Regions from separate parts of the Homo sapiens genome. Here region 2 is linked to region 1. A link is a contact called in ENCODE Hi-C or POLR2A ChIA-PET data. All regions are on one chromosome and are shown on one strand. Each heading gives the region's core, a stretch centred on a gene start or an enhancer-like site at or near the end of the contact. The rest is flanking DNA. Distances are from core to core; before and after follow the strand shown.

Region 1 (5,237 bases), core at 997-3,496:
GCCTGGGATGATGATGTTACTCCAGTGAGGATTTGTGTTTGCTTCTTCCATTTGCCTTGGCATACTGCTAACCCAGGAGTAACTTTAAATTAACTTCTATACTTGAGGGATGTGTGTGTGTGGTGTTGTGTTTACCACATAGTTAGTATGAATTTGGACCACAAGCCTATGTGAGAGCTAGTCTGTGATAGTGAATTATAAAAACAAAAACAATTTCCCTTCATGCAGTGTCAAGGATGAAACAGGCAAATTTACTTTATTACCTCTGTTTGTTTCTCATTCATCCTTATAGAGAAGGGTATAATTAGATTCCTCAACTTTGGTGGTCCTAGAGTTTTCTTCTCTCATCCACATTCCTATAACTTTGAATACCAATGCTTCCTTTCCATTTAGGGCACTGCCTCATTTCAAATATTTATTGCCCTTTTATAATACTACTATAACAGCGACTTTATTTGTTTCTTGGTCTCCAATCCATTCCCCCTCAACCCCATTTTTACATTACCATCCTGGTGATCTTTCTAAAATACAAAATAGATAATATGATCATCAAATGGACAGAAAGGAGACATTTGGCATGCAAGGAACTTCACAAACTGGAGATTGGAGCTTCATTCACAGTAAAATCTCCAGCCACTTCCTCTACCCCCTGTATTCTATACTTAAGCTGTCCTAGATTATTCATTATTTTTGGAACATTTCATGCACATTAGCATGTTTTTGCCTTTGCACATGCTGTGATCCCATCTAGGACACCACTGAACCTCATGATTTGAACTAGGATGAGGCAGGTAAGGTGTCTAGGGTGCAGAATTTAAGGAGGCACTCATGCTCAGGTTAATGCAAATTAGGTATTGCTTCTGCCTAAAGAGGTGCCTAATGCAATGGTCAAAGCCAAGCTTATAGGTTACCTGTTTATCTTCTTAAAACAGGGGTGTAAATTGTGTTAAATACCATATCTCATGAGGACAGGAACTATGCTCGTTTACTACTGTATCTTGATTGTCTAGAATAGTATATAGCAGATGCTCAATAAACATTTGGTGAATGAATGAATGACTGAGTGAGTAGATTCTGAGTTTCTTGATGGCAGAGAATGTCGTATTCTTCTGTTCCCTGTCTTCTTATAATTCACTTATATTAGACTCCTAAAAGATGTTTGTTATTTGAATAAATGGAAGGAGGGCCTGCGTAGCCCTATTTAGGCACTTGGAAGAGTCTGGGTGAATGGTGGACCTTCCCCTAGTACCCACACATTGCTTGCTGACAGCCCCTTCCTCCTGAGGTTTTCTAGCAGGGCATAGGTGCAGTTGGGCTAAGACTACCAAAGCTGGCCAGCCATAAATCACCTGAAAGCATCTAATATACATGAATTCTTTAGCCCCTCTCCCAGAGAGTCTGATTCCATTTTCCTGAGACAAAATCCAGGAATCTGCATTTGTATAAATTCTCTGAGTGGTTCCAGTAATCAGTAAAGTTTGGGGACCAAGACACTAGGGCACTAACAATCTAATTTTATTTTTCTAGATATTCATACAGCTATTTTAAAGTGATTGCTGTAATGATTTCAGGATCCTGAATGTTTTTAAAAATACTTACACATCTGCAAATGTTTCTTAAATATGCCACAAGACATCCGGAAAGTATGGATTAGAAGGAGAAGACACAACCACAAATATCATATTTGTGAGGTTCAAATCTGATCTGTTTCTTTTCTGTCTTCTATAAGCTTCAAGTGCCATCCCAGAGGAAACTGTCCTAAATAGATGGACTGGAGAGTGTTGACCAGTGAAGAAAGCAGACAGGAGGAGAAAAATAGAACTTAAAATAATTCTAGTCTCTACGGAACATAACTTCCTCATTGGAGAATGAATTCTATAAATAATTGAGATAGCTGATGGAACAAATAGCTGAAAGAAAAACATACGCACTTAGCGTGAGCCTCAAGCTGCTCCTCAATCCTTCGGTGACGTTTAGATCTGAGAAGCATGTCTTAGGCATTTTGAAATAATGGATGTCATGGAGGCGTTCTGTTCAGACATTAAAAATAATCCACTCCCTTAGAAATAAACATTTAACCTAAGCCATGAGGAATTCTCAGTGAGAGACAGAAATAGCTTCTGTAGTCCCCATTGCTCTTTAATTTCTATTTCTGCCATTTCATTCTTCATCATTTCTATGCAGTTCACTTTGTCTGTTTATTTAAAATGTGATTCCAGACGACAGGCAACAGTCCCAGTGTTCTCAGTCTTGCACAGCCCTTTCCGCCTTGAGAAACAGAAATTATATAACTTGTTTTCAATTGTGCAGACTGGGGAGGATTCACATGTTCAGTTTGGTGAGCTTCCAGGAAATAATTTTAAAGTGTTTATCTGAAGTTTATCCAGACTTTCTTGATCTAGAAGTTAGACAGGAAACCTAGCAGAGAATGGAAAGAAACTAGGCTCTGAAGAGCGGTCACTATAAGTGTAGACTGATTCAGCCAGGACAGTGCTGAGCTGGGATGCCCCCCAGTATTCACACGTTGGAACGTGAAAGGCCTGATTCTAGGACTTATGCGATTTGGAAACTATGTTCATATTAGTGTATGCTACCATTTACTATTGTTCATTGCTCTGGTTACTACGGCTGTGTAACAAACTACCCAACATGTCATAGTATAAACCATTTTATTTTGCTCATGATTTTGTGGGCCAGTCCTCTAGAAGGGGCTTTGCTGAGTGGTTCTTGTTGGGGTTGCAGTCTGATGTTAAGTATCTGAAGGCTTTCTTGGGCTGGATGTAAAGCTGGCTTACTCATGTGGCCAGCTGGCAATTTACGTTGCCTGTCCACTGGGAGCTCCATGGGGGTTGTTGCCTGGAGCACCTGCAGGCGGTCGCTCCATCACGGTTATGTTAGGTTAGTCAGGCTGCTGGTGTGGGAGTTGACTCCTCCCAGAGCAGGGGTTCCAAGAGACCAGGCAGCTCTGAAAGGCTTTTTTTTTGCCCCAGCCTTGGAGATCACTCCTATCATACTCTACTGCTTAAAGCAGTCATAAGCCCACCCAAAGTCAATAGGAGAAGGGATATATTTCACTTCTAATGGGAGTAGTGTGAGGGATTTATGGCCATTAAAAAAAACAACCATCACACTCACATAATACCAAACATTAAATAAAACATGTATGTTACTTAATCTTCACAAAAACCCTATAAATAGGTATCATTTTATTCAAGTTTTCCAGATGAGGAAATCTAGATTCATGGAGGTTAAGTAATTTTTCCTAAGTCACACAGGTAAAAAGTGGTTGAGATGGTAGGTGAACATACAGCTGTCTCCAAATGTCTACTCTCTCTGTTAAGCTGTATGATGTTTTAAAGAGTCAAACTTTGTCTCAAATCTTAGTCATTGCAGCTGTTCTAGGCAATTGGAAAATTCCACCCCATATAGAATGTAGGCACATGAAATGCCAATTGGAGCCTCTTGTCAGTCCCTTCAAAATGAGGAACATTCGTTCATTGGAGGTTGTGGCAAAATTAGAATTAGAATCTCGTGTGTTACTGAGGGGGTCACAATGCTGAGGCTGAACAAATGAGAAACAGATGGTTGGAGGAGAGTCCTATAGCAAAGGTATATACTGTTCGTTGGCCAGGCGAGTGTGAGCCAAGTGCCCATGTGGACAGATGGAGACACACAGAGTGTTTTTGGGCCTATGTAGCTGAGAGCAGAAGCCGTCCTCCAGGACCCAGAGACAGGGAGGGAGGAGAGTAGAGCAGAGCTGAATCCTCAGATGAGAGCAGTGGGCAGAAGCCAGGGGAGGGCCTCATAGAGCTCTAGTTTAAGCACAAAGAGTTGAGGGCAAAGAGGGGGAAGACATTCCCTTTTTCTTGCTTTACCCCTTCCTCTCTTCTCTCCACGGACATTTATGAAATGTTTCTAGAAAGGGTCATAGGTCCTGGAGATAGAGTGGTGGACTAGCTGGATACCCCTGCCCTCTGGGAGCTTACAGTCTAGATGGGGAGGGGAGTCATTAATAATTACACACTAAGGATCTAGTTACCATTATGATAAGCAGTGGCAGAGACTTCTAATTGCCCCCATCCCCGTTTACCCTCTTCTTTTCAGTAACACGGGGCATCCTGGAGCAGGAGCAGGGCAGGCAGTTGGAGAGGGCAGTGTAGTTCCCAGCCTCCCTTACAGCTAGGAGTGGCCACGCCAATCAGCTCAGGCTCATAGAAGTGATGGGCACCACATCCAGGTCCCAGCCTTACAATGAAAACTGGCTCCCCTCTATGTTTTTTCTTCTCCTTTCTCACTGGCAGGTAAATGGTAACAATTTAAGCAGACAACTGACATAGAGATGTGACAAGGCTATGTTGGGTGTGGCCTTGCCAACCTTGGCCCCACCCCACTGTTGTTATTATGACAGATTAGCTTTTACCCTAGACGAATACGACAGTATCCCTGTGAAAAAGTACAGTGTGCCATCAGGACATATGACTAGGGAGGTTACCTGATCAAGGGCTGTTTAGAGTGACTAGATTCTGTCCTGTGTAACTGAGAGCAATACAAAGAGTTGGCAAAACATAGATTATAATTGTTTCTTTTACTACTTGCTTTCAAAATGTCTTCTGGCTAAAGCCCTTTTATTGCAGACAAAAAAGGACTAAATTAGAATTTCCAGATAAAATATAGGATGCCCAGTTAAATTTGAATTTCAGACAAACAACAAATCGTTTTTTTTTTTAGAATAAATGTTCCACGTAATACTTGGGACATAGTTACATTAAAATGTTTTCATTGTTTATCTGAGTTCAGATTTAGCAAGGTATCCTGTATTTTTATTTGCTAAGTCTGGCAACTGCAGCCCGCTAAACTCTTTCTTCTTAAGATTTATTTATCTTTATATTGGCAATGCCTGGCATATAGTAGAAACTCCATAAAAATTAAGCCTCTGAGATAACAATGGTAAATCACTGAAAGATCATCTGAAATGTAAAGCCAATAAAGGCTGAGGGTTGTGCATTCTTTCAATGGTTTTAATTTGCCGTGATTAAAGATACTTCGAGTTTCTGTTTTTCTACAGATCATCTCAGATTATCTGTCGATTCAGATAATCTTAAAAAATTCCAATAATGCTCATATCTTCCAATATCACCTGGGGACTAAAGGATTCTACATTTATTCTACAGATAATGGACACTTAATTGTTTTATTTTATCCTTTAAATTTGTATTTTTTGCCATGAACACTCTACC
Region 2 (5,237 bases), core at 1,103-3,602, 200 kb after region 1:
TGATGGCTTGAATGCATGATCCTGCCAGAATGTGTACAGTTAAACTATACCTGGGGACAGTCATGCTGTAACAGAGATTCCCAACTTTCTCAGTGTATGTCACTCTTAGTGTTTCAGTAATATTTTTTACGGTGACCCTAGGTCAAAAGAAATACTTAAATGCCCTGTTTATGAAGTTATGAGGTCCAAACAGCTTGACAGGTGGATTTGCATGGTGTCTGACAGTTGTTTCTGGGTTTCCCTCAAAAATTAAAAACATCCCACTGTATTTCTGTGGGGTTGCTGTGGTACCCAAGGTGCTCTGGTACAGATTTTGGGAACCATGGCTATAACAGCTTTGAAAATCAGTGAAAAGTCTAGAAGTGTGATTTGCAGTATCTCCTTTCACCCCTCACTCTTTGTGAGACCATGGCCACAACATTTGACCTAAAGGTGCCATTAAAAAGTTTCATACAGCCAAGTGAGTCGGCCTGGCTTACCACTTGGTGTGGAGGATATGAGAAAGAGACACAGAGTGAAGTCTTAGCAGGATTTAAGGCAGTCCTGGGAATAAATCAGGCTTGGTTATTATTCAGTAGTTTACTGAGCCCGCGTCAAATGGGGAGGCTGTGACGAAGAATCTAAAAAGTAAAAGAACACAGCCCTTATATAATCTGAGAAGAGGATGCAGTAAGTCAGATTATCACTGGAAATTACACGGATGCCAACCATAGCTGAGAAGCTGGCTAGATACTGAACACTTCACATTCTTAGGTGAAAATCAGACAAATGAGCACAAGATGTTCACCATGTTGGAAGAGTTGTACGAATACCTCAGTAGATGAATAAATGACCGGTTGCCTGCATTCCAATTCTGTGCTGCTTCTGACTTACAGGTAGCAAGGAGCTACCTATAGCATAAGCTAAACTAGTGTCTTTCAAACTTTGGTGAGCATGTGAAGGGTTTGTTAAAACCAATTGCTGGGCTCCATTCCCAGAGTTTCTGATTCAGTTAGTTTGGGGTGCCTGAGAGTCTGCATTTCTAACAAGTTCCTAGGTGATCTGGATATACTTTCCAGGGCCCACATGTTGAGAACCACCAGCCTGATCCATTTAAGAACATGTTGGAGGAACTAAGGTGCCATCCTGGTAGGCTGTACTCACTCAACACATGGCAGGCACCCCCACCTTTCCATCCTGACCAGCACACGGTCAGCCTTCTCTAGAATATTTCCAGTGAACGGCAGCTTACTCTGGCCAACACGTCCAGCTGTGTTGGTGGACTGTGCCCACTGAGGGCCACTTGCATTTTAAATGGGCACACCTGAATTTGGGACGCTCAACTCCTGTGGCAACAAAACGGCAATGAGACACAATGGGAAGGGGAGTGTACCCATTGGGCACTTTGATTTTGTATTTTCCAAAAGATTGGCTTTGCACTCTGCTTACTTGTAAGTATGGGGCACAACCACACAGGATGCAGAAAAAGCATTCTCAGTTCTCAAGGAGGGGTTTTCACGGCAGAATCATCTGAGGAGCTTTGCTCACCGTCTCCAGGCCTGGGCCCAATAATGCGTACTTAGAAAAGCCACTCAGGTGATTCCACTGAGACCTTCTGCTCATGGGAGAAGTGCTTGAGTTTGAGCGTGGAGACAGGTCACCCTACTGTCCTCTTAACCCTACAGCCATTTGCTCTGCCACTGCGAGGCCACATGTGTATGTCTTACTGTATTATGTCCTGCTCAACTTCCTCAGGCCTACAGAGAAATCTATTCTTGTGCCTCTTGTCACCCTTCCTTGGATGGTGGCAGTCATGGCCAGTGTGATCTATCCAAAGCACGTTGCCAATTAACACTCATTAGCTAGGTGCTAGAGAACAGATCCAAAAAGGGGTACCTGCTATTGCACCAACAAACCAAGTGCACCTTTCTAGTGGACTTCTGTATTGAACCCTCCTTGCCTGCCCCTTGTACTTATTTTCTTAGAGCGGGGTTCTCAAAGTATGCAGGCAGCAGAATCAGATCACTTGGGAACAAGATGGCAATGCAGATGCACCGCCTCTATCCCAGACCTAATGAGTTATAAACTCTGAAGGTGGGGTTCGGGTCCTATGTTTCTGATGCACACTTGAGTGTGAGAACTACTGCTTTATAGTATTGGTGCACTCCCCTGCCCATCGCCACAAATTAGAAGGTCTTCAAAAGGTAGGGACCACTCTCCTTCCTCCCCCCACAAGTTAGCACACTGATCAGTGCATAGTAGGAACTCAAAAAACATGAGTTATTTCTTGAAGCTAGGGCAGCTGTACTGCCTGCTCACAAGAGTGAATAAACACTCCCTTGGCGTGCCACCTCTGAGAGGTTGCCAACACTGGGTCTAAATTATCTCCCATTTCTTATGGGTTGTATTTTCCATATTTACAAATCAGCTTTCCCTAAATCCTCTCCAAGTTTTTTACATTCTTTTCAGCTCAGGAAGCCAAAAACAAGATGGCATGTTTTAGCCAATGTCTGTTTCCTGCTGGGAGGGGGAAGGGCATTTCTGCATGATTCTTAAATTCCATGCTCCCAGCATGGTGATTATTTTCCGAACAATAGAACCAGATTGCTGATTCATGTTCGGCTCACGGCTCCAAGCATTTTTTTTTTCCTGCTGTACTTGTACCGATGCAACACAATAATGTTCTATTCATCCCTCTGAATTAGAAATGCCAGCAGCTCAGATATGCAACTGAAGAATCCCCCCTCCCCTCTGGCTTATTTAAAGCCTTCCCACAAATAACACATTTTGAAATATTAGACGGTGCTCACTTTGAGCCATTTGGCTTGGGCAAGGACAGTTAAACCTTATTTTTTTCTCAGCTGCTCCTTGCACAATGCCTGGCACACTGTCACTATTATTCTTAAACACTGTTTGTTGAGTGAATCACATACCTTCTTCTTGAGGTTCTAGCCTTATCCTTCTCTTCTGCCCTAATATATTACAATAAGCCCTTTCTTAGGTGCAGAGAGAAAGCCTTGCTCTCACATTCAGAGGCTCGTGTTTGCATCCAGCCAAAGAATGAGATTGACCTCAAGGTCTGATGATCCAGGTGGGCTCCAGCCAGCCCCATCCCAGTTTGCACACTGTCTGCAGCACCAGTCCTGCCACTGCTATAGCAGCAAGATTTTTGGCTGCCTCTCAGCACAGCTTTGCCAATGAGCAAGAGGGGTCATCTGTGGGGTTTTGTTTCCTAGCTGCAAAGTCAAATCAGGGGGACTACTTAGTGCTCTGAAAGCTCTCATGGTCAACCTGGCTTTCACATCAAAATCACCTGCGCACCTTTGAAAAAAAAAAAAAAAAAAAAAAAAAAATCCCAGTGCCCAGGTGCACTCCAGGCCAATTAGTGTCTGTAGCTCAGGCCTCAGTTTGTAAAGCAGCGTGGGTGATTCTGATGCCCAGCCAAGATTGAGAGCCACTTAGGTTTAGAGGCCCTAAAGTAGCCTCTGAAGTAGTATCCAGGGGTCTCCTGCATCTGCCCTTGCCCCTTCTCATCTCTGTTTAAAATGGCATTCCAACAGGTAGGATACGATTCCGCTCCTGTCACCCCTCTGCTCAAAATCCCACTGTGGCTCCCACAAGGATCTGCCCCATCTGCCTCTCTGTCTCTCCTCTCCCAGTTTCAGCTTCACCAACTCCTTCCTCTTCCTCGAACGTGTCATATGTGCCCCCTACAAGAGGGCCTTTTGCGTCAGGATTTTTCCTTGCCTGAAATGCTCATGCCTCCAACACCTGCTTGGGTCCCTCCCTCACCTCCATTAAGGGTTGAACACCTGAAGTTCTCGGGATGCCTATTTGAACATCCCAGTGCTGTCACCTGCCCCTTCCCTGGGCACGGCGCTTCCCAATACCCCTTATCTTCCTCTCCTGTCTCTCTTTGCCATAGTACTTAGTGTCTTTTAACATGCTGTACATTTTACTTCTGTGCTTTGCTGCTGCTGTTGTTGACTGTTTTTTCTCCCTCTGCTAGGAAGTCAGCTTTACGGGGACAGGGATCTTTTTCATTCTGTTCACTGATGACCCCAAGTGCTAACACAGTGTGTAGTTCATAGCAGGCCCTTAGTAAATACTCGTTAAATGGAGAACACCCTTGTTGGGGGTGCTAGGGACAGGTGCTGAATGGAGGAAGGGAGGCCCAGTGACACAAAAGGAAATAAATTTTCTCAAAAATGACAGATTTTGAGGAAACACTTATTAAATTCTAATTATGAGGAGTTGCCAGGCAATGTCTAGGTTAAAAAAAATGCACACTATAGAGACAGGAAGTGGACGAGTGGTCAGCTAGGGCTGGGTGGTGGGGGTGAGGGATTGGTTTAAGGATGGGGAGTGACTGCTCATGGATACAAGGGATCCTTTTGGGGTGGATGAAGGTATCCTGAAAGGAGACTGTGGTGACGGCAGTATATAAATGGCTGTAAATACACCAAAATCCAGTGAACTATATATTTTCAATGGGTAAACTTTGTTATATAAATTACATCTCAATAAAACTGTTGAAAATACACACCTAACTGAAGCATCATACAGGGTGTTAAAGACAGAGCTGAAAAAGAAATAGGCTATTATTATTTCTTGTCAGGCATGTGGATTTTCTCTGGCTTGAGTTTTGAATTGGGAGTGAGAGAGAACCTTCCTTATCTCTCATTTGCTGCCAGAGACATCTATTTATTGGTAAAGAAATGTAATTGAAACTTCTTGATCAAGGCCTACCTCAAGAGCAATTTATTTGGATTAAATGGCTTTCCTTAATAACTTCCACATCTATCAAAATTCTGCAGTCTTTTCTAGGCCTCCAGGTCAGTTTTGGAAAACAAGCAGCTACTTTGTATGAAACTGAACTTTGACACTTTTGAACTTATAATGCCAAGGAAAACTCCAGGCATGTTGACATCAGTACCATCTGCTGATGGGCAATTGCTCCACACAAACAGAGCTCAAAGTGTCTGTGGCAGTGAACTGAGATGTTGCTTAGCTAGCAGCCCTGTGAATCTTCCTCCCGAGAACTCACTGATGTTATGGTAATCTAATAACATATATGGAACAATAACAGCACATTGCAATGAAAATGCTGCATGGTTACAACTCAATGAAGACCATTCTCCCTCTTCTGGGAGCTTAACAGCATACCTTGTTAAGCTGTGAAGGGGGAAACTTTCTTTCTGCTCTTCTGCCTGTTTCTCTGCTCAAAATCTTGACATATGCCCATCAGTGCACAAAGG

Evidence for each region. A loop is a pair of places that touch in the nucleus more often than their neighbours do. ChIA-PET counts read pairs that join two places held with the same protein, here RNA polymerase II (POLR2A).
Region 2: a map of dorsolateral prefrontal cortex shows a loop between it and region 1 (4-fold over the local background). The contact joins two enhancer-like sites. A Hi-C loop is called at or near these places in 2 of 168 maps with a recorded cell type or tissue (PC-9 and dorsolateral prefrontal cortex). POLR2A ChIA-PET finds 5 or more read pairs at or near these places in 1 of 52 experiments (T-cell).

Annotation. Positions count from the first base shown.
Region 1 is chr3:24,040,530-24,045,766 of GRCh38, forward strand. No RefSeq gene overlaps it. Among named protein-coding and RNA genes, the nearest start is that of LINC00691, 60 kb to the right of the region's middle. Within about 2 kb of position 2,247, at least 3 of the 41 ENCODE cell types and tissues checked have a DNase peak (open chromatin) inside an H3K27ac peak, as active enhancers do.
Region 2 is chr3:24,239,764-24,245,000 of GRCh38, forward strand. All of the region lies in intron 3 of THRB (thyroid hormone receptor beta), which reads right to left. Among named protein-coding and RNA genes, the nearest start is that of THRB-AS2, 91 kb to the left of the region's middle. Within about 2 kb of position 2,353, at least 9 of the 41 ENCODE cell types and tissues checked have a DNase peak (open chromatin) inside an H3K27ac peak, as active enhancers do.